Linked DNA regions of Mus musculus: region 1 is linked to region 2. A link is a loop called in an ENCODE intact Hi-C map of the cell type or tissue named here. Cell type or tissue: heart. All regions are shown on one strand. Each heading gives the region's core, and the rest is flanking DNA. Links, peaks and the distances in the headings are about the cores only.

Region 1 (15,905 bases), core at 3,672-11,671, 130 kb after region 2:
GGGGCAGGCTGTGGGGTCCACAGACTGAGGAGCAGGGAAGCCTGTGACACCATACGGCCCCATAAACTGAGTCTTCGCTAGAGGATTGGGAGGCTGGGTGCTTGGAATGAGATGAGGAAGGCAAAGTTCTGAGTATGTAACAACAGGACTGTGGGGCTGAACTGAAGGAGAAAACAGTATTACTAGAGGAGTCAAGGAACTATAAGATCAAAATCCCAAACACAACCCTATAAACAACCTTTTGTAAGAACATAAAACAAGATGTCATCACAAAGTCGTGCTGGGGACAGGGTAGCTGAACTACACAGTGCAAACAATGCCATGAATCGTTTATGTTCTAGAATTACCCAACAGAACCCACACTACCAGGAAACAATTCATAGGCCAGACCACACGAGTTGACACAATTCTAAATGTGTATTACAAGGAATTATGACTGGTCTAAAGGAGATCAAGACAGTGAATCCAGTGCTGATGAAGAGTTCCAGGCAGAAACCTGAAATATAGACCATCTGCAGGGCGATGTATAATTTGAAGGCATCATCAAAGTTTGGAGTCTGACACAATGATCAATGCCAAGTTACAAGACCCTTGAGTCCAGTGGCCAGAAGTATGTAAGAAGAGGCCACACCTCAACTAAAAGTCACAAGAAACTGCTACAGACACCTTGACAGGCTTGCTGGTGATCAGCGGCAAAAGGATGGCAATAGGTTATCCCTGCCGAGGCAGAGTGACAAGAGTGACAGTTGTCAAGAAAGCAATATGCCCCTTACTGTCAAAATGGACCCTTGATGCAATGGATCAGGTCATGGGTTCCAACTGTGCCTCTAGTTGAAGAGAAAAGGGTAGGTAACCAGTCTTCATAGAAATTTCAGAGAGAAATATGAACTGTGACACAATGGCAATTAAGGAAAAACCCAAGCCTTTCAGCACACAGGCAATCTCTAAGCACCCCCTCAGAAGACCACTTTTCTTCTGTTAAGTGATTACAGCACCCTTACTCAGTCAGCCTCCATGGTGGTAGGTAAAATTGCCTCCAGCATTAACACCACCACTTTTTGCCCTCCAGAGTGTCTGCAGCTCTTCTTGTATTCCTAGATTTCAACTGCAATTTCCTAGACAAGAACAGAATCAGACAATGTCCAGAACTTTAGGACCCAGGAAATGTAACAACACAACTAAAGGTAGGTAATAAAGGCCTCTAGCAGATAGTTATCAGGCATGGAGTCACAATTTGGCTAAGTAAAAACCTAAAATACTCCTGCCATGGCGGACCTCCTCCTTCCTCCCAAGCCCAGGGAGTTCTCAAGTTCTGCCTCTGTCTCTCCTACCCAGCCATTGGCTACTGGCATCTTAATTTACCAATCAGACTAACTGGGGGCAGGATCCCTCAGTGTCTTCCACGCAGACACAATAAGCAGTTTTGGGGACCAAAATTAACATTTTAATGCAAGCAGCAATAAGTCAAACCCACTACAGTGGGTCAACAGTGTTTAAAAACCATTCAAGAAACCCTGTGGTGTACACTTGTTTACAACAGTACATCCAAACCATGAGGGAACTCATTCCTGAGCCCTTGCCGCTCTAGTTCTGGAAGGGGGCACAGCTCTTCACCTGCTTAATCTGTATTAAGGAAATGTTGGAGACCATTTGCAGCCACCACCCTGTAACAAATTCTTACTCCAACCTAAATATGAGATCCTCAAACTGCACTTCCAAGACATCTCGCAGTGAACTCCATTCCTTATGTTTTATGTGACTAACGCCCATAAGCATATATTCACTTATGGGTACACAGCACCCATCTCTTCAGCTATTGGAAAGTCTGATACTACACATTTTTAAGTTAGTCCCAACTCCATCTTTTGTACTCTTCCTTCCCCTTCCAACCAACCAGCAGCAATCAAATCCACTGACTCCAGATAAGGTCTCTGATGGGAGGACTTAACATGGAATAAAGGTTATAAATCACAGCCTCTTTAAAACTGTTAATATATCTGTTATAGATCAATTTTTAAAAAGACTATCAATGCGAAAACTGAGTTAAATCCCAAATAAAACCAGAAGAAAAAATGGGAAGTGCTTGAGGCAGCTTCCAACAGAATCTAGACCAGTGGTTCTCATCCTGGGGGTCGTGACCCCTTTAGTGTCCAATGACACTTTCACAGGGACCACTCAAGACCATCCAAAAACAGATACTTACAATTCATACCATTAGCAAAACTACAGTATGAAGTAGTGACAAAATACTTTTATGTTTGGGGACACTACAACATAAAGAGCTATGTTAAAAGGTCACAGCATTGGGAAGGTTGAGAAGCGCTGCTCTAGATGGTCATGGCTTTCTTATGGCACTGCATGGTAGGAAGTGGAAACGCATAGCCTTCTGAACCAACGCTGATAAACCACAACCAGAAAAGACCCTGGAATACTACAAGACCCTAGCTAGGTGCAGTGTTGCATAGTCTCAGCACCTTTACAGCAGCTGCAGAAGAGACACAGGACTGTGGGACAGGTGAGTGTTCTAGGACAGATGTACAGACCCATGTTGTGCACATGGTTATCACAGCTACAGCGCTGTATTCAGACATACTTTTGTTGTTTGTTTTGACATGGTCTCATTCTGTACTGCAGGCTGTCCTCCTGCCTCAGCCTTTTGCTGTGACTTGCAGAGCGAGCCACATCAGGCTTCGATGATGCTTTTGAATACCAGCTGGCTGTATCAAGTTCAGCCAAACTCTGCCACATAAACAAAGACCACTTCCACACAAACATAAATTGATCAAGAACAATGCTCTGCTAAAATAAAACACTCACCTGACCTCCACCTCAGCACTGTTTCTAAGTTTGGGACTAGCCTAATACTACACTCAGCTTAGAGCCTTCTAAGTGAAACTATGGAAATGGTTTAAAGGAGCCGGTGAACTGACAGACTATGCACACAGCATCTGTGGGGCTTCTGTAACATTCACCTAGCACGTTGAGTCTGGACATTTAAGACCATGTAGAGCTGGACTTAAGCTACTTCTCCACCAAGACCCATGGGTTCACTAGCCCTGGGTAGTTGGCCAGGTTTCCAGCACCAGGCATTTCCCCCTTGTTGAACTGGTTCTATATCCAACTAGAAATGGTTACCCCGAAATATGCAATCCCATTACTGCACCCTTAGGGTTTATCATGCCACGTTTGTCATGGTTGTGGTTTGAAGGCATCATAAGCTGCAAAGGACTGTTGGTTGCCTCCCTCCTTTGGAGGCTTGTGCTGTGTCTTCTGGTTCCAAGAGAACTAGTAATCAGGTAGAGAGCATCCTCTAGGCCTTGGTATAAACAGGGACTTACCTTCTACTTCTTGGGGGCAACCAAGGGTAACAGCAATAGGCTATTAGCTATGTTCTGGAGTCTAGTGGACAGACCTGGCAACATTTCAAAAGAGGGCTTTTCCTGCCTACTAGTGGGGTTTTTGTAGTCTCCCGTATTTGAAGGGAGCATTGTCAGTTCAGATGAGTAGAGGGGCAGACCGTGAGACACAAGGAACTACAGGCAACTAAGAAATGCTGAGAGTCTTCCCTAGAAAATAGTACAATTGTTATCCAATACCAAATGGTCAGCTCTAAAAACATATAAACCAAATAGGTTGTAGTTAGAGGTGTGGGTGTGTGCGCGCGTGTGTGCCACACACGCGCACATACGTAACAATGATTTACAAGAGGCCATGAATTTGAATGAGAGCAAGGGTATATGGGCAGGTCCGGAGGAATGGAAGGGGAAATGATACAATTATTTTAAAAAATAAGAGAAGTAATTCTTAAAGTCACATTCAAATGTGACAATGCTCCCTTAAAGCAAGAAATTTCTATTCATGTTTCCATGAGTTCTGAAGGCTAAATGGATCGCCATCTCTACATTTGATTTTAGCTTGTTTCTGAAAAGCAGAATCCAAAAACAAAATTTAAACTCTCAAGAATCCTTCATAAACTGACCATTTCACTTCAAAAACTAATTCAGAATATGCTTCACTCTATTATCCTGGCTGATTTGAAATGGTATTTTCAGAAGGGACTGAACGTCACTACAGGGGTGGAAATGAAGGTCTATAAGAACGAAAGCACTCTGAGTGTGCAGCAGAAAACCTTCCCACTACCAGTACTGCTCTGACTTCACCCGAGGGAAATACACTTGTGTTTTACAGTGACAGATCTTCACTGGGAACTTAAGAATTTCACCTCTATTCGTCATCCTTTACTCCGAGAAGCCTGAGCATTTGGTGTCTCACACTGTAAGCAGATGTGCCCTAGACCACCTGTTCTCTCACAGACGCTCCTACCCTCCCAGGCCAGTCTTTTAACTGTACTGAGTACTGTACGACTGGTTCTCCTTACAGAGTAACCAGGATCCATTCCACACAAACTTGCAGAGATCGAGGAAAAGTGACCTGTGTTCTGTCCACCGGAGGGCGCTCGGCATGACTAGAGCACTGCCGTCTCAATTGAAACTGGGAAATGTGTCTTAAGAGACACAACTAAGTCCTAGCAGGACTGCCTACTTCCTTTAAAGGCCTTCTCCCCATGGAAGATTAGATGCTTTCTTCCAGAATTATACCCCAGCAGAAAAATCAGGGTTCTTAGTCAAGGGAAGCTTGATTTTACATTAAATACAAAGGAAGATTTCTTAGGTAAACAGAGGAAAAAAAGACCTTTCTCCGGAAAGTTCTGATTCACTTTCAATTGACACAAAACACTTTTCCTTTTATAAAACTTGTAGCTAACCTAGGAACCACACCATGACCGGTGTTGCTGAAGAGCAAGCATCGCAGGGCTGCCTAACATTCCTCAAGCTGCGTCCTCTCAGGACAGAGGCTGCCTCCACAGGCCTCAGAACTGTAGCTGCTCATCTACTTTACTCTCTGTGGCATGAAGATGTCTTCAGTGAGATTGTTTTAAATAAAAAGGAGTTGACAGGGGCCACAAAACAACAAAAGAAAATGGAGTTAAAATGTTTGTACGTTTGCAAGGTTTTTACGAGTTTGTGAACACCGTTTCAGGAGTTTGTCCCTCGGGTTTGCTTCTGGCCAAGGACACTAAAAATTTACCACTAGGTGATGGGCAGAGACCACGACCTGGCCTCACCTCACCTCACCTCAGCACTGATATTTCAGTTGACTCCATCTACTTTCACTGTCCACTTCCTGCTTAGAAGTACAGCAACAAACGACTGTAAATATACCACTCCACTCCACTCGCCACCTGCAGTGTGCACAGGCTCTTGTCCATGCTCTGCCCTGAGTTTATTTGCAAAAGGGCTCCACCAGTTTTCCTGAGCACACATTTCAAAATACACTCCGACTAAGAAAGTTCCCCATCCTCCACCTTGGCGGTGGGATTCTGGGATTCTGAGACTCGTGAGCTAAGGCTTCACTCACAGTCTCTAGTCCCATCGTCACTACAGCAGTAGATACTTCCCTTCAAGCTGGAGACATAGATACCCAATATACAGTCTCTAAACTAGTGTTCTCAATCTGGGGGTTCAACAACCCTTTCACAGGGGTCACCTAAGACCGTGGGAAAACATTTACATTATGGTTCACAACAGTAGCAAAGTCAGTTGTGAAGTAGCAAGGAAAGTTTTACGGTTGGGGTCACCATAACAGTTGAGAAACTATTTTAACAGGTCACAACATCAGGAAGACTGACTGAGAAGCACTGCTCTAGACTATGAGAAATGATCACATGACAGTTAAACTCTATTTCTTCACGCCTGCATTCGATTAAATGTTTCCCTATCTGAAGATAGTCTTTTTACAGACTGTGAGGCCCAGGACTCTGTCCCAGGCAAGCTAAGCTTTCCAGATAGCCTGCTTCCTTAATTAAGGACTTCAGCCTGGGAGGGTTTGTTGTAGAGAAACATCTGCAAGTTTCCAACTTCCTTGCCACCACTAAAGGCCTTGTCCAGACTCGGCCTTGAGGACAAAGGTTAGGTAGGTCACAGAATGACTATCCCCAGTACCATCAACAATGTTGTCCGCTGTGAAAGGGCGTTCTCAAACAAACCTTGGAGGCACTTCATTTTAATTTCGGGGATTTCTGAATGTTTAAGGTGAAAGTGAACTAAATGTAACTGCGGGCCTTAACTCAAAGTTTGAGCCGGACATACAAAACCGAAATACAAAGGCCACAAGCTTAAGCAACATTAAATTAGAACCAAGAAAGCAAGCTCTTTCCCGGGACGAGGAGAGACTGCACTGAGACATCTGCAAACCTCAAGTAAATAGCGAAATGGCTTCCTAAATCCCAGACAAAACGCTTCACAACTTGGCCATGTGAAAAACATGAGGCAGACTTTATCAAAGGCAAAGCTGCCGTCTCCTCAGCTTGCTGTCTGGTCTAAGCCACCATTATTCATGGCACAAAGCTCTCGTTTCACTAAAACCACTCCTCGATTTCCTCTCGCCGACCTCCGCATACCAGCAGCCCAGCCGCTCTCCATTCAGAGCTCAGGCCCCGGGAGGGGGGCTGCGGGGGGCGCGGGGGAGGGGAGCCCACAGATGTCTGGAGACCCGAGCCCGAGACAAAGCTGCCCCGCAGCCAGCGGGCTCACCGGAGCGGGCCTGGGGTACCGAACTTGGGAGCGTCGGTTCCAAGTCTGGTCCCCCAAACAACACTCAGAACAAGTCGCCAGGCTCCCACGCCCTGGCGGTCCGCGCTCCGGCCACTCCGTCTCGCTCAGAAAGCAAACGCGCTGGGGAGAAACACTTGGAGCGGACCCCACACTTACTGGCTAAGGGCAAGTCCCCCTCCCCCAAGCCCAGGTTTCGGATCCCGCGCACCTCCCCCCCCCCCCGCCTCCAACACCAGGAGTGGCCGGTGACTCGTCCACGGTCCCAAATTCCCGCCAGGACCTCGGCCCCGCAGCCACCAACCCCACGCGAGTCCAAGAAGCCACCCTCCGAGAACACGCTCCTGACGCATCCCGCCCGCTGCATCCAAGTTTGGCGACTCCACGGCTTAAAGTTGTTTGGATTCAAACTCACAGTCAGGTCGTTGCAGGGAGAAAAAAAAATTTGTCTGTGCGTGCTCCACGAGGGACAGAGGGGACGAGCGCCAGGTCTCGCGTCCCCCCGGCTCCGCGGGCCACGGAGGCGAGGCCCCCGCCCACCCCGCCCCCGCGGCGGCCCCAGCCCGGACGCGAACCGCGGTCCCCACCCCCCACGGCGGCCAGCCGTCCATCCGGGCTCCCGGCGCGCGCCCGCCCGGCCCCGGCCCCAGCCCGCGCGTCCCCGCGGCCTCCCGCCGCCACCCGGCCCGCGAAGTTTCCCGCTGGCGCGGCGCGAGCCGGCCCGCCGCGGCGCCGCACCTCAGGCCCGCGCGCTGCTCACTCGCGGCCGCCCGCTCGGCCTCGGCCTCCTGCACTGACGGCTCGGCGCCCACCGTGCTCCGTCTCCGCCTCCCCGGGCCGCGGGCTTCACAGGACACGAGCTGACGCGGCCGCCACCGAGCGAGGGCTTAAGATGGCGCCGCACAAGGAGCGATTTATAAGCGGCGCGGCACCGTGTATCCTGCCGCTGCCGCTCCGCGCGGAGCGTTCCGCCGCGCGAGGACGAGGGGCGGGGCGCGGGCGGGCCGGGGAAAGTAGTCCCCGCCAGTCCGAGTCGCTCTGCGCGTGCGCCGCCGGGAGGGGCCGAGCCGGGGCGGGGCGTCCAGACGCCGCTCCATTGGAAACTAAAGGAATCGAGAGCGGGCCGCCGCCGCGGGCCGGGTGGAGTGCGGCCTCGGACGGCGCAGGTTCGAGGCTGCCATCACCGGTGCACCGGCCGCCACACCCCTGAACCACCATTGGACCCCACCACACTTTACCGCTCCCAGGAGTGTCCCGCTTCCCTTCCCGCTGTGCCTCTGGAATCCGGACAGGGAACCTGGGGCCCAGCCACCTTTCCTCCCCACCCCAGGAGGCCTTGGAGTCCCCAAGAGTGTCTGCGAACATCTATTAACAAGTGATTCAGCTCCACCACTGCGTTCACCAGCGTGATTCCTAGAAACCCCATCTTACCCAGACTCACTGGGTCAGTAGAACCAGGCGTGGGGACCAAGGACAGCGATTTTTCTGTATTGTTTGAGAAACTCGAGTGTGTTGCTGAGAGGACCTGTGGGTAACCTCTTAAATTTTCAAAACTAATTTTGTATCCTTCGAGAGCTCCCCCCCCCCCAAATCATGACAATAGGGTGAAGTTGGATCTTCTCTTGGAAATGGCCCCATTGTTGTCCTTCACGATTGGCACTTGTCAAAACTGGAGCAGTTGGGGTGAATTGGCTGTCTCCAGCCTATTATTCTGAGCTCACGTCTCTTCCCAAACAATGGCAACAGGGAAAGTTGCCCCACTGCCTTCTTTCATCCCAGCGCTGTAATTAACGCAAGTAAACAATAGGTCCTTATGTACAGGTACTGGCAGGAAGCCCATGCATCACTGAGGCAGGGCCGGTGCTGTAGGGCCAGCTTAGTTTTTAAATGACTCAATTTTCTATCTTAAAGACATATCACCGTAACTCTGTGAACCACCACAGTCCACCATGCTGGAGCTGCTCAGTGAGGGCCTTTGTCTAGACCTTTCCCCTCTGCAGCTCTGCTCGGATTTCCGGAGAGTAAACTCTGCTGCTGGCTGGGGCTGACTTGGCCTGCCATAACTCAGAGAGATAGAGCAGGAAAAGGTATTTTACCAAAGCCCTACCAGTGGTGGTTGCAGCTACCAACCCCTAATTTTAATTGTCACATGCAGAGTTAAAGAATATTTGGTCGATTCGTTTAAAATTAGATAGCTGACTTCACCTCTGTCCGGGGTTTCCTTTCTTTTCTTTTCTTTTTCTTTTTTTTTTTGGGGGGGGGGGGGGTTCCTTTCTTTTCTTTTTCTTTTTTTTTTCTTTTTGACACTTGCTTCTTTTTCTGTGTCCCAATTTTGCTTCTTTTTTAAAGGGCACACTATTAAAACTCGTTAAGAAGCGCCTGCACCACTGACAAATCTAAAAGATAAAGACAGCCTTGTATTCATATTCCTCTAGCCAGACGCCAAGACAGAGCACATAATTCTGGCATTTTAACCCCAGCGTAGAATTAAAAGTCTCAATCCCTATTGATAATTCAGAGAATATGTTTCAGAGAAAAGGCAGATTTTACCACAACGCAAACACTCCTCTTCCTATCAGTGTAACTCGGCAGGAGACATAACCAGGTGACTGGCCTTGAAACCAGTGAGCTGAATTTTACATTTTCTCTAGATTTCTGTTCACTTCGTTCATGAAACAAGACTATTCCATAATTTTGTCACCAAAAACAGATGACAATTTCTGTGAAATTAAGACAAATATTGTCATTACACCAGAAAGAAACACGTCATCAACATACCTGATGAATAAAGAAACCTGCTGGTTTTATGAGCTAATTTGAAAATAACATAAGCAGCTAAGGAGGAGGTGGTTTTATAAAATTAGTTGCTAAAATAATTGACCCCAGGTAACACACTTCACATAGATGGCAATTGGTGTCTCTTCTACACCCCTTCTCCTCAAGATCAGCCCAATGGGTTCGACATAAAGTAATTCATTTTGAGAAATGGGATGGGGGTGTGTTTGTCCTGTAATCAGACCACCTGCAGATCAAGCTTTGCCTACACTGAATAGTGTAGAATAATAGTGAGCAGAGAGGATGTTCACTAAAACACACACACCACACACACACACACACACACACACACACATGCTCAGTCTGTGTTTGCACTTTGTGCAGAAGTAAGTATTAATAAGCCAGCATTGGTCCTTCTGCTCTAAAAAATCCATTAGTCAAACATTTACTGCATACCTAAAACAATGAGCCTCCTTTTGAGGACAGCCGACGTCTTTTGATTAACACCTTCATCGTTTAAAGTAAAACTGTAATTGTCAGCCAAGTCCATTTGACAATAGGCACAAAAGATGGAAAAACACACTGGAATTAGGGTGTGGTCCACTTTGGATCCTATCCCAATAACCCTGGGAAGGAAGACTCCTTTCCCAGCAGAGCCATACACTCAGAAACAGCCAATACTGACTCTCTAAGACCTGTTAAAAATAATTTCTTTATGATAACGTGGAAACACCAGGCAAAAAAAAAAAAAAAAAAAATCACAATCCGCTTTCCGTTCTAACGTTCGTCAAGTGGGCTATTTATGGATCCAGACTTTTGATTTGTAAAACACCGTGTCAGGGGTATGTCATCTTTTTGTTGATTTCCAGTTGAACAGGCTAAGCAGTTGTAAATACCTCTTGTCAGACTACGTGTGGCTTTTTCTCCCACACAGAGGCCGTCTAGTAACCCACTGGGCAGATTCCGCAGAGAGCCTCCGTGGAAAGCTCTCGCACGCAGCCCATGAACGGCTCCAGAGCAAAGGAGGGACCGTGAAGGAAGCGGGAGGTGATGGGTACGGAGGTGGCTGTGGCCTGGGCCTTTAGTTATGCTGGCACCAACCTTCACGCTTGCAGTTGCGTGTTCTCCGGGCCTTCCTTGGATTATGTTCTAAAGATGTGTTTTAACGGCTACCGTACAGAGCGAGATGAGGAAGCAATGGAGACTCATCGTGACAGGCAAAGGGCACAGAGGTATATATGTTTCTTCATATTTCTCAGAACAGATACCAATGCGGTCCTAGGAAAGCATGCTTTGACACGCATACTCCCCAATACTATACGCGTGCAAAAATACACACACACACACACACATGCACTCACACACACAGCCCCTCTATTAAAAATTTCAAAATGGTTGCAGGTATTTTATTCACAAGAAGGTTCAAGGCGTTTCCCATCGCAAGAAGGATTAACTTACCGGAGGATTCTGGGACTGCAGATGAACACTGCGGCAAAATCCTAAATTCGTCGAAAAAAAATCATTTCTGGACTCCAGCTGCTAAAAATAATAGAATTATAGAAAATCATGAGGGAGATGAAAACAAGCCATTTTCACATCCCAAAGAGTTTGGGGTGGGGGGGTGCGAGCCTTTTCTTCTAAAAGATGTCTTTAAACAATGCAAATGTTAAAGTAGCTTTTCTTTTCCAGAGCACACAGCGCCATGAAATCGATAATTTTTGATCTTTCGGTTAGTAGGCAACATGGTGAGCTATTGCAGGGACTGCAGGCAGCAGACATGTTCTTGTCAGCTGAAAATTTTCATATTGTTTTTGAATCTATTGAGATTTATAGAAGAGGATATCACCCCGGTTTTTGTTCAGCTTGCACCAGGCTACGGTGGGGGCGACGCGAACCCTCAGTTTATCGACATATACATGTCTATTGCTTTAGATATATTAAAAAAACAGGGGGTCTTACTGGATCTTAAACAAAAAATTATGTAAAAGGAGTGGCTGGTGTGATTATAATCCCATCATGCAGGGTCCACGGTTCCCATTTAGTGAAATTTCTCAGAGGGCAACTTCTTAAGAACATCCCTGCTGTGCTGAATGAAAAGCATGAACCAACCAAAGACAGAACTCATCTGTGTTTATATTTTACAGACAATGAAAAACCCACTCTTTGCATTGCTTCTCTCTCCCCCACCTTATTATTTCATGGAAACTGCAGCATACCCCCCCCCCGCCCCCTCGCAAACACTCACCACCCAGCACTGCAGTGTTCCGTCCCCACTTGCCTGTCCTTCCTTCCACACCCCTTTCCGCTCTCACAAATTCTGCACGCGCCATCTTTGTGTGGGGGATGACGCTCTGCTAACTTCACTCAGCCATTCTCTCACAAATCCGTTCAGAAATAGAAAATTACAGTGCGCTTTGGGGGCTCAATTTGCCCGATTTTCTTACAGTCTTCCCTTCTGACATCGAAACATGGAAATGACAAGGGGGGACCCCCCCCAAAGAGATATTTCTATTCTTCCCATAACCTGTTGTATACAGTGGTGATAAAAATTATTATTAACATAATAGCAACAGCTGCAGCCTAAATAGAAGCTATGAGATAATTAATGTGCTACAACAAATTAATTTGGTGCAGGTGTTTCTGTTGTGAGCTGGGTAACCCAGGCCATATAAAGTCTAAATACAAGGACCGTCACCGCCACTAAAACAAAATGAAGAACAATATGTCCTGTTCAACAAATGTGGTTATTATTAAAAAAAAAATCCTCCCCAACTCAACCCCAATGGTTTAGTTACAGTGGATATAATGTCCTGTGGTTGTTGTTGTTGTTGGTGGTGGTGGTGTGTGTGTGTACACCACAGTCCACAGTATGGCATGTTGAAACATATGGAGGTTTTATGCTGTCTCAGTTGGAAAACATATGGACCAGTTATACGGGTTTTTTAAAAATTATTATTAAACACAGACCACCATATTTAAGGACAACATCAGTTTAACAGCAAAAATTATGTGTAGCTGAGAAGAAAATAGTTCCTTATCTGAAGGAACAATTTTTAAAGACCATGACGTTCACCCACCTTAGAGGAGCCTCGTTTTTAGGGTGATCCTTTTCAGTGATGTGACCCTCACCTGCCACCAAGGGGGAAGGCTTTAGGGAGAGCTGCTGCAGCCAGACCACAAGCTTGTGCCAAAGCCACTCTGAATCCGAGTAGCACCAGCAGGGGCCTGGAAGAAGGTCGCGATGCCACAAGTAAGCGTTTGCTTCCTATTTTATACCTACCGTTCAGAAAAAAAAAAAAAAAGAGAGAGAGACTTTGGGCATGGAAAAACAGAGGGATATACTAATTGATTTTTTTCTAACTAGGCTAAAAAATTTTACTTAAAGATATAGTCCCTTCTGATTTTTCTCCTAGTAATGCTACAGTTAGCATGACAACCTAAATTGTGTTTGTTAAAAAGCAGCATGCATGCACACACACACACACACACACACATACACACACACACACACACACACACACACACACACACACACATAATCAAGGGCAAAATGTGAAGGTTTTTAATCATTCAATTTTACTCTATTTGATGATTTTTACCATTAATTATAAGCCTTCAATGGAATAAATTGATTTCTTATAGGATCCATGCATTTTAATATTTTGATAAACTTTTGCAGACATATTAGCTCTAACAGATCCAAAGTTATTCAAACCACAGTTTTCCACATACACACCTACGGAGTGCTGCATTGGTATATTATTTCTTTAAAATGTGCCTTCTTTGTAATGCTCCTTCAGTGAGCTGGAGGGATGGTCTGAGCCACTTGCCTTCTACACAGAGCACTGAACATTCACCACAGAATAGTCAGATACACGCCTTTTTCATTCTTTTGTTTTTATCAAAGCCTTTTTCTTCGCGATCTCTGTTTCAATCTACTCAGATTTCGGGTTTACAAATTTGTAATTTGTACTGGGGAATGGGAGAGAGAGAAAGAAGACCATGATGGGTTTTTTGTTTTGTTGTTGTTGTTGTTGTTTTTATAGAGAGGGAAATAGCTAGTTCTTTGAGAGACATAAGAAAAGTTGGGCAGTTTGAAAGCACCCACGTTTGCTGGGGTTTCCCTGTGCTTCCTACCCTAGCCTGAGCCAATTCAGGCTGAGGCTCTGACTCCAGGGAAGTGGTGTGATTATGAAATCTATGTGGGGAAACACACAGCGCTCTCATGTCTGTTGTCGGGAAGAACTGCCCACAGTAAATATTTCTCCTTCCACTCTAAGTTTCACGAGAAACTTGTCTGAAGCCCACACAGTCAGTGCTACTCACTCCAAACATCCGACCCCTGCTCCAGGAACCCCTCCTCTTAGCCTTAGAGGTGACCCTGCTCAGGTTTGAAACAATGTTTTCTAAAGCGATGGTTACTGTTAGTCAGTTTGTGGCCGGGTGTCTTGTTACAGGGAAAAGCAAACAGAGCTAAGGCGATTTGAGTGCTGGCTTGATTGTGACAGTCACACCACACTGCAGCTTCCTCCTGAGTGTGCCTTAACATTTCTAAATATTTTTTTATTTTACAGTGTACATAGTAATCCTATATACGGAGCCCCTGGATGTATATTTATTTGAATGGCACACAATTTACTGCTGCTGATACTTAGACTAAATATCAATGAAGCTTAACTCACTTTAAGATTATAAAATGTAAATACAACTGCTGTATTTTACCTCTGGATCCTCCAGCTGCTTATGGGAACATTTTGGATTCTATTTGCTCCAGTCACCCATTGTTCGAGAACTCTGAAATCATTTGCTTAATCTGTTAAGCTAACTTTTTACCCATTCATAACTTGGGTAATTTGTAGCTTGACTTATTGTCATTGCTGATCTTTGCAGAGTCCTTTAGAGACTCCCACCTTGATCCTCTCTACTGGCAGATTCAAATAAACCTCCATCCATACTGTCCAATGTAACCAGAATATACAGTATATATACAATGTAATCAGAATATACACTGTGTGTGTATACAGTATAACCAGAATATACACAGTCACTTGCATTACCAATTTTTTTATATACTTAACTCCTTCATGTATATCTAAATATCCTGTGTCTTTTTCAACCTTACTATTGTTTTTAAAAGGAAGTGAGCAATGAGCACAAAGGGTGTCTTTTAAGGTCAAAAGATTTTGAAATATCTTACTTAAAAGTAGTTGCCTTTGGGAGCTGGAGAGGCAACTCGGTAGTTAAAAGCACTTGCAGCTCTTTCAGAGGGCTGGGGACCAGCACATACCTAAGGTGTTTCACAAGTGCCTACAACTCAAGCCCAGGGTATTCAGTGTCCTCTTCTGGCCTCTGTGGACTCTACATTCATATACACATACCTACATACATGCACATGAAAAAGAAGAAGAATGTTTGCCTTTGGAAGCTGGAGAGATGGCTCAGTTGGTAAAGTGCTTGCCATTTAAGCATGAAGACATAGGTTTAATCCCTCAAACCCACATAACAAAATCAGGCATGGTGAGTATACTTATAAGCCCAGGACTGAAATAGGCAAGTCCCTGGGGCTCACAGGCAGTGTAGCCTGTTTGGTGAGGAACAGATCATGTCCCCAAAAACAAGATGGATCTATCTATGTATCTATCTATCTATCCATCTATCTATCCATCCATCCATCCATCCATCCATCCACCTACCTACCTACCTACCTACCTACCTACCATGTATGTACCTACTCACCTACCTATCTATCCAAATATGTGGAGAACTTTCCAAAAGCTTCCATATAGGGCCAGGGATGCAGCTCAGTGATAGAATAGATGCTTAGCATGTACAGGCCCTAGAGTCAGTTTCATGCAACATGTACCATAGACCCCAAGAAGAATCCCAATGACACTATCAACAGACAGTATATACTAGGTAGGCACAGTTACCTTGGGTGTTGTAATAGTTTCCATTTTCATCAGCCATGTCTGAATGTCTAGTCTCTGACAGTTTCATCATGGGAATGTGTGTGAATGACTCTGCTGAGGCCCATCCACACCCCAGACAGTCACATTCTAACTACAACTGAATGAGGCTACCCAGGGCTTTCTTCTGATATCTCAAAGCAGGGCTTGCCTTGGGGGTGGGGGTAGGAAGGTGGGCAAACAGACATGCCTGAGAGTTAATTCCTTACAAGCCCCACCAACCACCAGTGTTTGGGCAGAGGCTTGGTGGGTAAGTGCCATGGTTTTCTTACTTGAAAATCCTGGAAAGCTCCCCACACTGCCTCCCTCAACCCACACCTGAGCTCTACAAACTCATGAGGGGCCCCGGCTGGTCATCTATGTCTTCGCTTTCTCTTCTCCGCCCTCCATTCCTCTGTTGGTCTTCCTGCTATCATCTCTAAATAAACCCTTTGTACAAAGATGGACCCCGTGGGACAATATGTCATCAAACTTTTAGTTTGTGAGTGACACTTTGCAGTTTGAATTTGCATTTCTCTTTCAAATAAAGCCGAGCACATTTTCACACATCTGA
Region 2 (15,905 bases), core at 4,859-12,858:
TAGCCGCTGCAGACGCCCATCAGGTTGGCCAGACATTAGCTGCTTATGTCATCATGGCAGCCTGTACCTCATCTGAGGAAGGCACAGGGGAGTCCCCAGGCAAAAGGGTCCCAGCACCTGCCAAGGACAAGGCAGCTGGTCATGAGCCGCTGTCCTCCTGGCTAACAGTGGTTGCTAGATTCCGGTGCAGCTGCTTTTCCCATAAGGCATTGAGGCAAGGTACCGAAGTTAGCAGAGCTGGCCGGTCTGGAAGCTGGAAGGCTCCATCCACCTTACATCCTGTGAGGTTGCCTACTCAGGAGTAGTTTGTGTGCACAGATGGTGATCCATCCCAGGCTGGCAGGAGCCTGCTCACAGCAGGTGTGCCTGATGACATATGGCTCTTGCCGGTCATCTGCTCGGTTCCGTAAGGCCCAAGAAAAGCAGACGTTGCTGTTTTCTGATGGTTTGCACATTTGCAGTTCCTGGCACTGTACACAGTGGTCAGGCCATAGGATGCCACTGCGCTGGGAGATGGGGTCGGGTGGAGGTAGAGAGGAGTCCCAGCGTTGCCTCCAAACGCATGCTGCAGCAGAATTATGGGAGGCTGCCATGACCCTCACAGAGAAGAGAGCTTGACACTCTTGTTAGAAAAATGCATCGAAGGGAGCCAGTCAGTGAACTCGGGCTGCTGCCCCCAGACTCAGGGAGCCGAGCAGCCAAACCAGAGTCAGCAGAGGTAACAGTGAGGACCGGGATCAGACTCACCACACACAGGAAGAAGGCCGAAGGGCTCTCTGTGTGGAATTTAAGGAAGCATTTAGAAACATCACACAGGTCAGGCATGATGGCTCAGCAAGGGAGGGCAATTTTTCCAAATTTAAATTATTAGTACTCTCTTTTGGAGACAATATCTCACTATGAAGCTCTGGCTGACTTGGAACTCACAGAGAGTGAGTTCAGAGTGCTGGGACCTGAGTTCGATTCCTCCCAGCCCAAAGCCCACATGGTGGGGAGAGAGACCTGACTCCCACACGTTATCCTCTGAGCACACATGCACCTTGGCATGAGCATGCTTGCTTTGGAGTGCGCATCTCTCTTGGCTTCTGAGACACTGACCTGAGCTGTGAGAAACATTGTCTGCTTCACGAATCTGATTCTTCCAGCCAAGGGCAGTGTGCTGGTGCACTGTCTGTGGGCTAAGAACAGTTGGGTTGGCCTCCTGTGGCCATAAAATGTCTCATGGTACTATAATACCCAGTTCAATATGACTAAGATGAACATGAAACCTTGTGTTGAATTTAAAAATAATACTTTTCTACTTTTAGACAGAGCAAATCTCATGTCTTGTACCTAGTATTGTATCTGTGAGATGAAAATAGTGATTTCTTTACAAAAGAGAGAGAGGGTGCACATTCCATTCATTCTTGCTGTCCCAAAGTATCCTTCTGCAGAGGACACATGCTTCCTAACAGGTCTACTTTTTAGTCACCATTAAAGAACACAGCTCCTGCCTCCTCTCCAGCAGGCTGTTGTGGGTGGGGTCCCTAACTCTGTGTGTACCGCAGGTGACACCCACAGGAAGGCACCTTTCTCTGGGTCAGCTCCATGTACCACTTCAGCTTGCATTGCTATAAGATTCACTTATGAAACAGTAAGATAGAGATAATTAAAAATAACCAGCATGAGGTTTGCAATGAGACTCAGCAATAGTCGGTGGGATAGGAGTTACAAAGTATTCCCTGGGACTGTTCTTAAAGACTGTTCTTACAGGCAGTTTTCAGAGTAGCTGAGCATGTGTTTCTACTTATCGCCATTTATCCTCACACAGGTTGTTTTTTAGAATTTTTGAGGCTCTTTGCCATGGACTCTGATGCTTTGGCCCTTGCCTTGTAGGAATCACTTTTCCCTGGCTACACTACGAAGTAACAAGACAGTAACAAAAGCAGCCTGCGAGAGAAGGCTTGGTTGGGCTCATAGCCGACTGGTGCAGCCTGTCCTGGTAGACAGTCCTGGCCTCAGAGCTCAGGGCGCTGGCCAGGTTGCATCTGTGGTCAGGAAGCGGCGAGGGATGAATCCTTGTGCTTGGTTCACTCTCCCCTTTCAGGACCAAAGTCCATGGAATGGAACCCCCCCCCACCCCCGCCCCCGGGATTAGAGTGGCCTGTCCAGCATCAGTTAACCTAATCAAGACAGTAACTCAGCCAAGCTAATCCCCTCATAAACACAGGCATAGAATAACTTAATCAAGGCAATTCCTGACAGACATGGCCATATACTATTCTAATCTCGATAATGCCTAATGAGAGTACCTGGTAGCCTTTGTTCAAGGCAACTCCAGACCTGGCTGGGTGATCGTCAGCCCTGATCATCACAAGCATAGGTTGCTAGAAAAAGCCACATGGTGGTGTGGATGCTCAGCCTGGAGTGGGCGTCTTCATTTTCTGTTTGGTCAGCTTAGCTGTGGTTGGTTGCCACATTCCCTTGGGAGGGAGCTGGGCTCAGGAACAGAGGTCATGGGGTGCGCTACCTCTTCCTGATCCTTCTTCCACGGGGCCTGTGGAGGCAGCACACAGTCAAGGCCCGCAGACAGACACTCATCTTCTGAGACACTCAGTTATAGATACCTTCAGACTATTCCTTCCCATCTTCCTTTACATATGCATAGTTTGTAAGGGAAATATTTTTCAACTCAGAACTATTTCTGTAATTATGGCTAGCTCATAACGTAAGATTCTCTTGAGGCAAAAATAAGAAACTCATATTTCATGTAAATGAAGTCTCACAGCTGTCAGATGGGCGGAGGCCATGGTCATTACAGAATCCTCCTTGCAGAAACACTGCAAATACGGGAAATGCCATGTTTAACTCAGTCATCAGCACAAGGGAGGTGGAAGGCCTGACCCTGTGTCCCGCAGGCTCCTGTTCTAGAGTCGGCTCAGACCTAACGAACATCTTACCACGATGAACAGAGATGCTCTGACCAGTGATGCCGAGCACAGGCATCAGTCCTGAGGAAGGCTGACAGGCTAGGTGGCTGTCACATCCATGCTAGGACAGCATGTGGCCTGCGTGTGCAGATGGAGGTCCATGCCCTCTCCCTGAAGCTGAAGTTACAAGCTATTGAGCCTCCATGTGGCTTCTGGGAATCGAACTCAGGTCCTCTGCAAGAGCAGCAAGTGCTTTTAATCACTGGGTCGTCTCTCCATGCCCTGCTGTTGCTTTTTGAGATAGGGCCCTATAGCCCGGGCTGGCCTAGAACTTAGGGTGATCCCCCTGTCTCATCACCCAAATCCTGGAATTATAGGCATGAACTACCACCACACCCAGCTGCCATGTATGGCTTATGTGCTACTGTTCTCTATTAAGTTAAAACACTTACATACATGTATGTTTCATATATATGCATCATGCCTTCCGTAAGCAGAATTCAAAATACTTAGAATGCAGAGGTTGGCCTCCTACTCACAGAGCTCTGCCTGCCTCTGCCTCCCCAGTGCCGAGATTAAAGGCATTGCCATGATTAATTACCTTAATGTCAGTCTCTCTGATCACTTGCTGTGACTTCTGCCTGCTTTTTCTGCTTCATCTGCCTTGGTACAGCACCTTTGAATATTAATAAGTGCATCTTGTTGTCACAGCAAATGGATCTTTCATTTTCTTCTTGCTATTTCTTATTTTGTAGATATTTTAATTACAAAGATGGCATTTTACAGATAAATGTATCGGTTCCTTTATACTTTGGGGGCTTTACATCTGGTTTTTAAGGGTCCTTCCATCTGAGATGACAGATGTAATCAGACATGGTCACTTGTGCTTTCTTCTAATGCCTGCATGGTCTTGCTTCTGTGTGTTGCCTTTGGGTTTTGTCCAGTGCCATTTTTCTGTGAAGAGTGAGGTGGACATGTATTGGTAAAAGTTTTCAGGGATCAAGTGCTGTATAGATTCTGTGCCCAGAGTCACACCTGCAAGGTCACACCTGCAAGGTCACACCTGCAAGGTCACACCTGCAAGGTCACACCTGCAAGCCTCCATCTATATTTCACCCAATACAGTTAGTTTTGTTACCAAACAGTTGGAAATATCACACATTCTTGTAGATGACAGCCAAGCATCATCCTATGAAACTTTTGTCTCCCTGGCCTAAGTGAATGTCTGATAGAGATAAATGCAGGGGCTGGGTGTCAGGGATCTCTTATGACACAGAAACGGAGGGGAGCTCTGTTAGCCTGATTCTCTGACTGTTCTGCAGTCTTGGATCCAGCCAACCATGAGCTGGATCATTTGTAAAGAAGATCACGTCTGTTTCAAATATCTAGAAGGTCACGTCTGTTATGAGTGTGTAGAAGATCATGTGTGATAAGCATGTGGAAGATCACCTCTGTAGTGAGCATGTACGGATGATTTTCTCACCATTCTCTGATCAGTATAGCACAGCAATGATTTGCATCATGTTTACATTGTGCTTGATCCTATGGTGTCCCAGACATGATCTGAAGTCCACCCAAGGCTGCATAGAGGCTATATGCCCTTCCACTTTGGTTAGCATCTGCAGGTTTCAGTGGCCTTTGCAGGTTCCTTTGTGTACTTAGGATGACAAGGGAGACCACTTGAAGCTGAGTCCCACTGATTTGCCCCTCCCCCACCCCCGGCCACCAGCAGAGCCACTGGAAGTCAGGTCTCCAGGAAGCGCTGCTATCCTTGTCATCCGACATTCCACTCAAGGGTCAGGCCCTTGACAGGAGACAGTGGTGTTGCCAGAGTCAGCTGGGTCAGCTCTGAACTCTTCAGCTATGGTTGCAAGGGCTTCATTGTGATCAGACATGTGACAGCAGTGGGCAACTTAGTACAAGCTCTCTACCTCCAAAGCCAGATACAAGGCTGGCAAAGGTGGCTCAGCAGGGGAAGGGGCTTGCTGCCAAGGTTGACAACTGAGTTTTATATCTGGGACTCACATGGTACATAGAACCCACAAGTTACACTCTAAGTAAAAGTAACTTTAAAAGGGGACAGGATAATACACACTAGAGTCATTTGGAGATCAGAAGGGTTAGGTACTGCAGGGTCTTGGCAAGGCCTTGGAGCAGAGTCCACACCCCACCCTACTTCCTCTGCTCCGTGTTGTGTAGTCCCTGAGTTATAATACTGTGTGGTGAAACCCACGGTGGTGACAGATTTCTCCAGAGTCTAGGGCTGTGTGTGCTCTGTTGTAGTTTTGCCTCTGCCTGAAGCCATGCGATTGTAGATGCTCTCTGAAAGGCCAGCTCTTTGTCAAGTTTGAAGCCACTGAATAGCGTGGCTATTCACCCGTAACCGTGATGCAGTGGGTTAGCTGTTTTGATAACAATGTTTGGCTTTTTGTTCTGGCCTTATGCCTGCAGCATTACCCTGTCTATGGGTCTCAGGGGTTTTCCCATGCTGCATGCCCTGTAATCATATTACCCCCATCTGATAAACAGCTAGCTCGTATTGTAACAAACCTCTCTGCACACAGCCTTGTTAATGTGCTAAAATAATGGACCCGGGGGCATTTCCAAAGAGTGTGACTCTACAATTAGCCGACCTGGAGGCTCACAGCATGCTGATTGAGTTCTACTATGCTGCAATCACAGGGGTCCTCAGAGCACACCAACCATACTGCAGAGGCGCCTCTGGGCCCTCAGAGTCCTTCAGTCCCAGCTTAGATAAACAGTCTTATTTCATTCAGTCTGGATACGTCTCTTGGATAAATGAACCATGTCCTTTGGAAGCTGTGACTTTGAGTTAAAGAATTCACGCTAAACATCCAGACGGTAAAGGCTTAACTATGCTCCATCAGTGTCTCTCAGACTTGATTCTGCTGTAAATCACTTGGTTGGTTTAGTGTTAGGCACAATTTTTGTAGAATTGGCCTTGCAGTTTTTTTGTTTTTTTTTTTAAAGGACAGCCATTGCCTCCTCGGAACTCACACTTTTAAAGAAAGCCTGTATCACCTCTTATTTTCTTTGAGGGCATACCTTCTACTTCATACCTATATTCATTAGATCTGAACTCTTCAGAAAGGAATTATTTTAATACAAGGGAGGATTTTCACAGTCTTTGATTCAGTCAACAGCCTTTTTTTTCTGTGTGTGTGTACATATACTTGTGTGTGTGTGTGTGTGTGTACATATGCTTATGTGCATGTATGTATGCATGCTCATGTGTGCTGGGCACACATGTGTTAGGTGTGGGTGTATGTCTGTGAGCATGTGCAAGTCCAAGGTCAGCATCAGATGGCTTCCTCCATTGCTCTCTACCTTATTCCCTGATGCAGGGTTTCTCAGTTGAACTCAGATTGATTGCTTACTCCCAGAATCCTCTTCTCTCATCTTCATGTGCTGGGATGACAGGTGGGTCACCACACCCACTGTCTTTTACACATGATCTGGGATCTGAACTGCTGTCTTCATACTTGTGTCCACACACTCTGACGTCCCCAGTCCCCCAGTCAAGAGTCATTCCAGCTTCTGGACTCTAGTTCTGCGGGCACTTTCCACAACAAACCCAAACATTTGTGCATTTTTGGTTCCTTTCTGATGGTCCTAACACACTGAGTCTTTTGGAAGCTGTTAGCAGTATCCCAAGCCCCTACTGTATGGAGAGGTTAGTATATAACTCATGACACATGGAGGCCATTTACCCGAGTGTCTGAGAAATTTTCCTTTCCTTTTTTTAACTGTAGGGATAGGATTTTTAATTGCAATAGGAATGATCATCACAAGAAGCCAAGCAATGTAGAAGTGAGTAGTAAAACTACCCACCCCACCCCCAACACACACACATACACACACACACACACACACACACACACACACACACACACACACACACACACACACTGTGGCATTTGGCCTATTACATTTGATCTGCCTCTGTCATTCCCTTTGCAGTCACAAGCTCCTGGGTCATGGGTATGGGCACACTCTTCTCTGTACTTGCTCTGTATTTGAGTATTATGAGCTCTTTGACATCTGCATCTGGCTGCCAGTCTTGTGCTTCTCAGTGGCTGAATGGCATCAGTGTGAACTTCAGACGCTCCTAGGGTCGTGTGCAGCACATGCTCTTCTGAATGCCCGCAGTAACTTTCTGGTGCTGCCTTCAGGCTTCGGCACACTCCGCGTTTGCATCAGCTCCCACAGTAAGACAACTGGCAATCAGTGCTTTTAATGACTACTGATCTGGTGGGGCTCAGTTTCTGCTCGAAGTCTGCAGTGCCCCCATTTTTCTACTTTCCTCCCCTAACTGCAGCTTCCGACTCTTCTTAGCTCTGCTATTTATGGATGAAGATTCAGCTCAGGAAGCTGCAGTTTGGATTTGTTGTTCTTCATGTTGTTGTTGTTGTTTTGTTGTTTTTGTTGTTGGCTGTAGCATTAGGAAGGAGCACACAAACTCAAAATACACAAAATTCAAGGCATTAAATTTGACAATGTGGAAAATAGATGAAAATAATAGAAAAATATAAATTGCCAAATTTGGCTTCAAAGTAAGTAAATATCAAACTCCAGAAGGCCGGTCTGTGAACGGCACCTACTCCATCTAGATCATGTGGCTTGTGATATAAGGATCTTTATCTACTGAGCCCTCTCACAGGTCCCAGTCAAAACAGTTTGAAAAGTTAAATGTTGGTTTCTCGGTACACAATCACCCTGTCTGTGTTCTAGAGGTCCTTTTTTCTTAGAAATCACCTTTCTAAGGACGGTCTGTGATAGGAAACAGAGTATGATTTTCCCTGGCTGAGGAACAGAGAGGTGAGAAGCAGTTAGAGCCGCTGCGCTTCAGAAGAGTTAAACACTAGCATCCCCTGAGTCACGACTCAGGAAACACGACTGTATGACCTTGGTGTGTCAGGGGGGCTCTGGTGCTCAGGTTCCTGAGACACCTGAGGAGGAGAGTCTTCCTGGAGGAGGGGAAGCAGAGAGCAAGATTAGGGGAGATAAAGGGCAGTGACCCTAAGAACTGTGCCACCCCCCTCACACCTCTTACTTGATCTGGCCCAGCCCTGTCTCCTACAGGGTGCACACTCCTGCAATAGCACCACCTACTGGGGACTAAGTGTTCAACACAGGAGCCCTTGGGGACAGATTCCAATGGGGCATTTTGCATTGTAAGTGCTGATGTTCAAATATTGCCATGTGGTTTACAAATGAATCCTAGATACTAAAGAGACAGGCACCCCCTGTGTAGCCCTGGTGATCCAGAACACAGAGCCAGTGGCAAGGCTCCCAGCTCATTGTGCTAAAGTGATAGCGAGTTTCCTAGCCTACTTACAAACGTCTCTCAACTGACGACCATTTGCATTTAGGATGAAGATGAGAAAACTTTAAAAAGAAAATCTAACCCAACAGAATAGTGAGGGACCAGTGTCAACAGGGAAGGAAAGTTTAATCCAAGAGCTCAAGAGTAACGTAAGCCCTGTGATCATGAGCTAGGATTTTGTGGAAATGAGAGAGAATAGAAATAAGATCAAAGTCGATGCCACTCTTCATTTTCCTTAACAACAACAACCACCAGCATATGTTTTCTCTGTTTTATATCCATGGGTGGTTTGCCTGATGTTTGTCTAAGTCTTTCTTCTGATACACATCTGCAGCCTGTGGGTGAGGCTGGGGACGTTTTCACATGGTTTGTCAAGAGTGTCACAGCACCTAAGGCCTCTGTAGACTGTCCTTCAAATTCTACATAGTAAGGACCAGGCTTCCTGAATTGTGTATGTGTGTTGTAGTGGCCTGTGTCAATCTCACACCCCTGACCTACACCGTACCACATTCTTCCCTAAGGATCCGGAGCTGAGAAGAAGCCAGAAGGTCCCACAGAGCAAAGCATTCCTCATTCCTGCCCCTTGTGGTGACACGCTGTTGAGGACCCATGACAATAACTGTGACATGTGACACTATGATAGGAAGGAAGGGTTTGTTTTGTTCACAGTTTGAGGGTGGAATTTGTCATGACAGGGAGCAGCGTAGTCACACTGTAGTAGAGCAATGGATGCTGTCGATGCCGACAGATGCCCATGGACGCCTTTTTGTTCCACTCGCCTCCTTTTTATTCAGCTCAGGACCCCAGCCTAGTTGGTCGGTCCGAGGATCCTGGCCTGTCCAGTCCCCAGTGCGCCTTCAGGAATGCCGGCCTCTGTTCGTGCTTTCTCTGCCAGGCCGGAAGGATGTCACGTCTGGACAAATCCTTTCCCTTTCTTCCTGGTGATGAGTTTCAGGGATGCAAGCTAATTGCAGTCTCTTTCCTTACCACTTCCCTGTTAGGACCCTGTCCTTCCTGCTCCTCCCAGCATCCCTCACTTCCTTTGCAGGCTGTGTTCCTGAGGATGTGTGTCTGGGCTCTGTCTCCTCCTCTTCCTTTCTGTGTCAACCTGGGTGGAGCCAGTGAGTGTTCTATTGTCTGTGCCATTCTGGAAAGTGTTCAAAGGACTAATTAGAAGCCAGTAATTGTGTCATTTCAAGAGAGGATACAGAGATCAGTTGACAGGCAGCTTAAGAAGTGCATGTCACCCAGACGTGAGGACCGTGGGTTATAGCCTCGGGAGCGCTCACAGGAGCCATGATTACTGTGAGGATGAGGATCGTGGCAAATACTTGTAAAGTGGGGGGAAAATAAAATAAAAACGCCAAACCCAGTTAATCCAGGTTTTCGCGTGGAAACTTCTTTGTTATAAGTCAGTGTTTGATCTTTAAAATAACTGTTGACAGGCTCATCCCTGAAGCTCCAACCCTTCTGTGTTAAGGATCTTTCAAAGGAGTTGTGTTTCCCCACCATTCCACAGTTGGCAGTGACTCTGAATGCTACCCAGGGCAAGCTGGGACCCATCTGTGCCACCTGTGCCTTCCGATTTGTCTTTGAGATGTTTTCAGAATCTGTGTCGTGTAGACTTAGAGTCACCGTCCCTCTAAGGATGTGCTGGGGTGGAGGTCCGGCACTCCCTCGCCTCTGGGGAGGGAGCAACGCTAGGATTTGGGGCTGGGGTGGGGCATTTCCACCACAACCTCACTGCCGATGGGGGTGGGCGGGGCAGGATGTGATGGATGGAGGCAAGGCAAGCAGCAGGCCTGCCAGCCTTGGGTGGAATCCTGTAAAAGATGTCCTAACAGTGCAGAGATCTGTCTCCAGGCACGGTTAGCAACATCAAAGGGACAGGAAAGGCTGCTGTGAAGTGGTTATTTTTGTTCTTTCTTTGCTAATGTATTATCTTCTCTGGAACTAAGTATCCCCATATAACGGCTGACAAAGCACTGTGGTAGGTAATGGAACTAAGTATCCCCATATAATGTCTGACAAAGCACTGTGGTAGGTAATAGTTTTAAAATAGAATACACAATGAGAAAGAGTTTTGATTACATTGTGTTGGATGTGTTGATTAAAGAGAAACAAATCCGCCACAACTGTGATTTTTAAGTTTAAAACAGTTCTTAAAATTCAAGTGTATGTGTCCTTAGAATCATATCCACGCTGCATGCGTATATCTGTTTACATCTCTTCCCACAAAGTATTCAAGGTGGCCAGTAAGAGCACTTCCAAGAAATGAGGCTGGCAGACTGAAAACAAGATGTCAAATGGGCGTAATGATAACATGTTTATCTTAAGTTCAAATCTAATTGGACATGGCTGAGTCTATAACTAAAGCTAGGAAGCAGTAAACAATGGCCATAAACCAGTTTCTGCATAGAATAAGCATTTGCAAAGGTGAGTGTTAATTGTCAAGGTGATAGAGCCTAGCAGCACTTGGAAGATGGTCCCTGGCACATGCCTGTGGGGTTATCATGATTGCATTAACAGAGGGGAGACTGCACACTGTGGGCGGCACCATCCCCTGGCTGGGATCCTGGACCTTGTAAATGGAGAAGGGATTTCAACAGCAGCAGCAGCCCTCTCTGCCTCCAGATTGTAGGTGTTGGTGAGCAGCTGCTTCAAGCCCTGACTGCTCTGACATCCGCCCTGATGGACTGGACCCCTGAGCTGTGAGCCAGAGCTCACAGAGCAAGTCTTCCTCCTAGAGTCATCTCCTTGACCACAACGGAGCCAGGCTAGACACCAGTAATAAAAGGATTACAGGAAAGAAGTCTGACATCTGAAAAGCAAGTGCACTTAAAATAATTCACAGGTCAAAGATGAATTCTCACAGGAAGTTTTAATACATAGAAGTGAATTAAAATGAAAATATATCAAAACTTGTAGAATGTAGCTAAAAGCATCACTTAAAGAAAAATTTATAATTTCAAAACCTTATGTGAGAAGAAAGGAAAAGCCCAGCCAGGCGTGGTGGTGCCGAGTCTGACCCGGCACTCAGCACTCAGGAGCTTTGAGGCCAGCCTGGGTTCCGCAGTAAGGATGCTTTGGAGAGTGAGCAGGGCCTGCCAGGCATTCCTAAGGCCCAGGGCTCAGTCCCCACTGCTACCAAGCAAGCAAAAAATTAACAAGAAGAGAGGGAGGAAATGAAACTATTTGGGGGAGGGAGGGGATCAGCAAGCAGAGTGGGGGAGGGTGGAGGAAGATGGAGGTGGGGGAGGGTGAAGGAGGGTGCGGGTAGGGGAGGGTAATGAGTGGGAACAAGCACAATGGCATGTACTTATGATGCTGCACTGAAGCCTTACTGCTACTTTAGGAAATAGGTAAAGAATAGAAAATTAACTCAAAGCAAATCAAAAGAGGAAAACCAATTAAATGAAAAATTAACTCTTTGGGGGTGGATTTGAAAGCTAACAAGAAACTGAAAAGGATCAGAGAAGCAGAAATGACTGCTGTGGGATGGAATGGAAGGCCCGGGCACAGCTCTGGAGAGGAGCCTGGGGTGCTCCCAACAGCTCCTGAGAGGAGCCCTGGGTGCTCCCAACAGCCCCTGAGAGGAGCCCTGGGTGCTCCCAACAGCCTCTGAGAGGAGCCTGGGTGCTCCCAACAGCTTCTGAGAGGAGCCCTGGGTGCTCCCAACAACATTGTGCTCATGAAGAAGTTATTCCATTCCTTTATAACTACAAAACTTCAACCAAGATGAGCATTGAATTGTTTTGCAGTCATCAGGGAAATTAAATTTCTAATCTCTCGAAACCCAGATAATTTCACCAGATTATACCAACGAGAAAAGGCTTAGCAACAGCCTTACATAATTTCTTACATAAGATACAAGAGGAAAGTATTTCCCAGTCCACTCCCTGCGGATGGCGTCACTGTTATTGATTTCAAAGAATGATCAGGAAAGCAAAATACCAAAACATACACACACGCACACGCGCATGCACACAAACCACCACTAACCAGACCACAGACCAGGATCTCTCCTGACTTCAGAGTCTCGGGGCCTGTGGATTGAGCACACCTGTGGCAACAGATAGCAGCAGGATCCCCTCCAGATTTGTTCAGAAAATATCAGTTAATATATCCTACACCTACACAGTATTATGAAGAAATTGGATATACAGTGAGGCTATACTGAGAGTCGTAGACAATGTCTCGCACTAGTTTCTGATAAAAATTCTCATCAAACGAGGATTAGATGGGAAGGCTTCTCAAGCTGGTAAAACGTCAATAAGAACTACAAACAACATAGTATTGAAGAGTGAGCGGCTCAATCCCATTTCTCTAAGAGCAGGAGAGTCATGACGTCATGGCTGCCATTCTTAGAGAGAAGAAAAGTGCACATTCTCTCAGGGAGCCAGCCATGCTTGGAGGTGACTCTGTAGACCATTCTCAGGGTTGAGACATTCCATCCAGGCTACAAGATACAGACACAATAAAGAAAACACAAACTCATCAAAATGTGTCATCATGTACCTGTCTGTGGCTTTTGTGCTAATTATACCTGAAAATTCATCTTAAAAAATCCTGTCTGTGTGAACAAAGAGTGAGTGAGTGTGCAGAGACTCAAACTAAAAAATAAAACAGTATGTAAAATTGCTCCAAAGAGTAAAGTGCACCACGGCACACAGGAGCAGGTGTGTCCAGGACACTGCAGAAGAATTCAAAGATGGTGGAAATAGATGCAGAGAGCCGCTCCCACTTAGGCGCACCACGGTGAGAACATTTGCTCTACCCAAGAGGAGTCAGGCAATTCCTGAAGAAGTCAACAGGTTTCTGGAGACAGGCAAGCTAGTTCTAGAATTTATAAAGAAAACCCGACATCCTAAAATGGCTGACGTAATTTTGAAGAGAAAAAAAGCCATGGGAGGGAAGTTCTCAATGGGAATGAGGAAGACGGCACGTGACCACAGTGAGCACGTGACCACGGTGGGCTAGCCCAGATGGACCAATCCGAGTAGAGAATGCAGGTCAGGTAAACACATTTGGATGAATTTTTTTTTTTTTAAACAGAGATTAAACGGCTCTGGCCCTGCCCTCCTAGGTCTTCTTTTTTTTTTATTATTCTTTATATACATTACATTCCAACTGCAGTTTCCCCAACCTCTACTTCTCTCAGCTCCACCTCCCAATCCACTAAGGTAGGGCTTTGAAGCCTTGAATTTAGTTTTCTTTCTTTCAACTCCTCCTCAGTTTTCCTTTAAGAAAAAGAAAGAAAGAAAGAAAGAAAGGAAGGAAGGAAGGAAGGAAGGAAGGAAGGAAGGAAGGAAGGAAGAAAGAAAGAAAGAAAGAAAGAAAGAAAGAAAGAAAGAAAGAAAGAAAGAAAGAAAGAAGAAAGAGTGGGCTTACCAGGGATATCAACCAAACAGCATCACAAGTTGCGGTAGGACTAGGCACAAACCCTCACACCAAGTAGGAGGAAACAGGTCCCAAGAACAGGGTAAGAGGCAGAGATATCCCACTCCCACTATTAGGGGTCCCTCAAGCTACACAACTGAAACATATGCAGAGCACCTAGCTCAGACAACACCAGCTGTGTTTGTCACATCAGTCTCAGTGGGCCATGTTCTCATGGTGTCCTCAACCCCTCTAACTCCTACAGTCCTTCCTTCCCATCCTCTTCAGGGTTCCCCTGGCTTTGCCTAGTGTTTGACTGTGGGCTCTGTGTCTGCTCCCATCACTTGCTGGACAAAGCCTCTGTCATGACAGTTGGCTGAGGCACTGATCTATGCGTACAGCAGAATACCACTAGGAATCATTTCATTGACTTTTTTTCCTGGTCATGTTTGGTTTTATTACATGTCTCTGGACATCTAGCCTCTGGTTCCTGGCCCTCCACGCAGTGTTAAGTATGGGCTCTCTCTTGGCACTGGTTTCAAGTTGGACCAGTCATTAGTTGGCTACTACCGTAAGTTCCATGACACCATCACCCCAGCACATCCTGCAGACAGGGGAAGCTGGAGGTTGAAGGTTTGGTGGCTGAGTTGATGTCCCAGTCCTACTGCTGGGAGACTTGTCTGGTTGTAGAGAATGGCTGGTGGGGGCTCCATATCCACCAATGACTAGGAGACTTCTCTAGGTTCACCCTCGGAGAATTCAGGGAGCTTCCACGGCCCTGCATTTCTTTATCACAGCTGAATGCTCCCAATTCCAGTCATTCCTCCATACCCTTCCCCAACACCTGAACGCTCCTGTTCCCATCCTCACCTTTCCACCAGTCTGCCTGCAAAATCTATTTCCCCTTTGCAGGGAGATACATGACACCCACCATCCGCAAACCTCATTGTTACTTTGTCTCTCCCGGGCTGTGGATTGTACCATGATAATCCTTTACTTAACCACTAATGTCCCTTATAAGTGAGTGCGTACCATGTTTGTCCTTCTGGGTCTGGGCACTTCACTCAGGATGATTTGTTTCTAGTTCCATCCATTTGCTTGCAAGTTTCAGGATATCATTGTTTTTAACAGCTGAGTAATACTCCATTGTGTAGATGTACCACATTTTCTTTATCTATTATTCAGTTGAGGGAGTTCTAGTTTGTTTCCAGTTTCTAGCTATTATGAATAAATCTGCTATGGACATAGTTGAGCAAGTGGTAGAATGGGCACCCTTTTGGTATATGCCTGTACTGGCTGGTTTTCGGTCAACTTGACACATGGTGGAGTTATCACAGAGAAAGGAGCTTCAGTTGAGGAAATGCCTCTATGAGATACAACTGTAAGGCATTTTCTCAATTAGTGATCAAGTGTGGAGGGCCCATTGTGGGTGGTGCCATCCCTGGGCTGGTAGTCCTGGGTTCTATAAGAAAGCAAGCTGAGCAAGGCAGGGGAAGCAAGCCAGTAAGTAACATCCGTCCATGGCCTCTGCATCAGCTCCTGCTTCCTGACCTGTTTGAGTTCCAGTCCTGACTTCCTTGGTGATGAACAGCTATGTGGAAGTGTAAGCTGAATAAACCCTTTCCTCCCCAATTTGCTTCTTGTTCATGATGTTTTGTGCAGGAGTAGAAACCCTGACTAAGACAATGCCCAAGAGTAGTGTAGTTGGGTCTTGACTTAGATGGAATCCCAAATGTCTGAGGGATTTCCAGGCTGATTTCTATAATGGCTGTAAAGTTTGCACTCCCACCAGCAATGGAGGAGCGCTCCCCTTACTCTACATCCTCATCAGTATGAGCTATCACTTGCAATTTTTTTATCTTAACCATTCTGACAGGTGCAAGATGGAATCTCAGAGTTGTTTTGATTTGCATTTCCCTGATCACTAAGGACGTTGAGCATTTCTTTACTCTCTTAATTAGAGATTCCTCTGTTGAGAATTCTTTGTTTAAATCTGTACCCCATCTTAAAATTGGGTTATTTGGTTTATTGATGTCTCAAGTTCTTTATATATTTTGGACATTAGCTCTCTATCTGATGTTGAGTTAGTGAAAATCTTTTCCCAATCTGTAGGCTGCCATTCTGTCCCGTTGACATTGTCCTTTGCCTCACCGAAGCTTTTCAGTTTAATGAGGTCCCATTTATTAATTGTTGATCTTAGTGCCTGAGCTATGGGTGTTCTATTTAGGAAGTTGTCTCCCTTGCCAGTGCATTCAAGGCTATTCCCTAAT

The links. Peaks named below come from ENCODE experiments on the same cell type or tissue, not always from the same donor. Only the 100,000 strongest peaks of a DNase experiment are listed, where the experiment ranks them.
Region 1: it touches region 2 in a loop (2.6-fold over the local background); 2 of 42 quality-filtered maps call a loop at or near these places.

The regions. Positions count from the first base shown.
Region 1 is chr9:120,925,083-120,940,987 of GRCm38, reverse strand. Ctnnb1 (catenin (cadherin associated protein), beta 1) reads right to left here and starts at 7,588. Exons shown (of 15, transcript NM_007614.3): 1 at 7,350-7,588. 4930593C16Rik (RIKEN cDNA 4930593C16 gene) reads left to right here and starts at 10,186. Exons shown (of 3, transcript NR_040753.1): 1 at 10,186-10,228; 2 at 10,321-10,618. It overlaps Gm38502 (a long non-coding RNA gene), which reads right to left and starts at 11,985. Exons shown (of 2, transcript XR_380012.2): 1 at 11,632-11,985; 2 at 10,779-10,925. In heart, for the core only: a CTCF peak has its summit at 4,442 (motif pointing right); DNase peaks (open chromatin) are centred at 4,447, 6,617, 7,567, 8,457 and 1 weaker place; H3K4me3 peaks cover 4,130 bases; H3K27ac peaks cover 3,053 bases.
Region 2 is chr9:121,051,684-121,067,588 of GRCm38, reverse strand. All of the region lies in intron 34 of Ulk4 (unc-51-like kinase 4), which reads left to right. Among named protein-coding and RNA genes, the nearest start is that of Gm34945, 83 kb to the right of the region's middle. In heart, for the core only: CTCF peaks have their summits at 8,048 (motif pointing left) and 8,856; DNase peaks (open chromatin) are centred at 9,248 and 9,998; H3K27ac peaks cover 1,029 bases.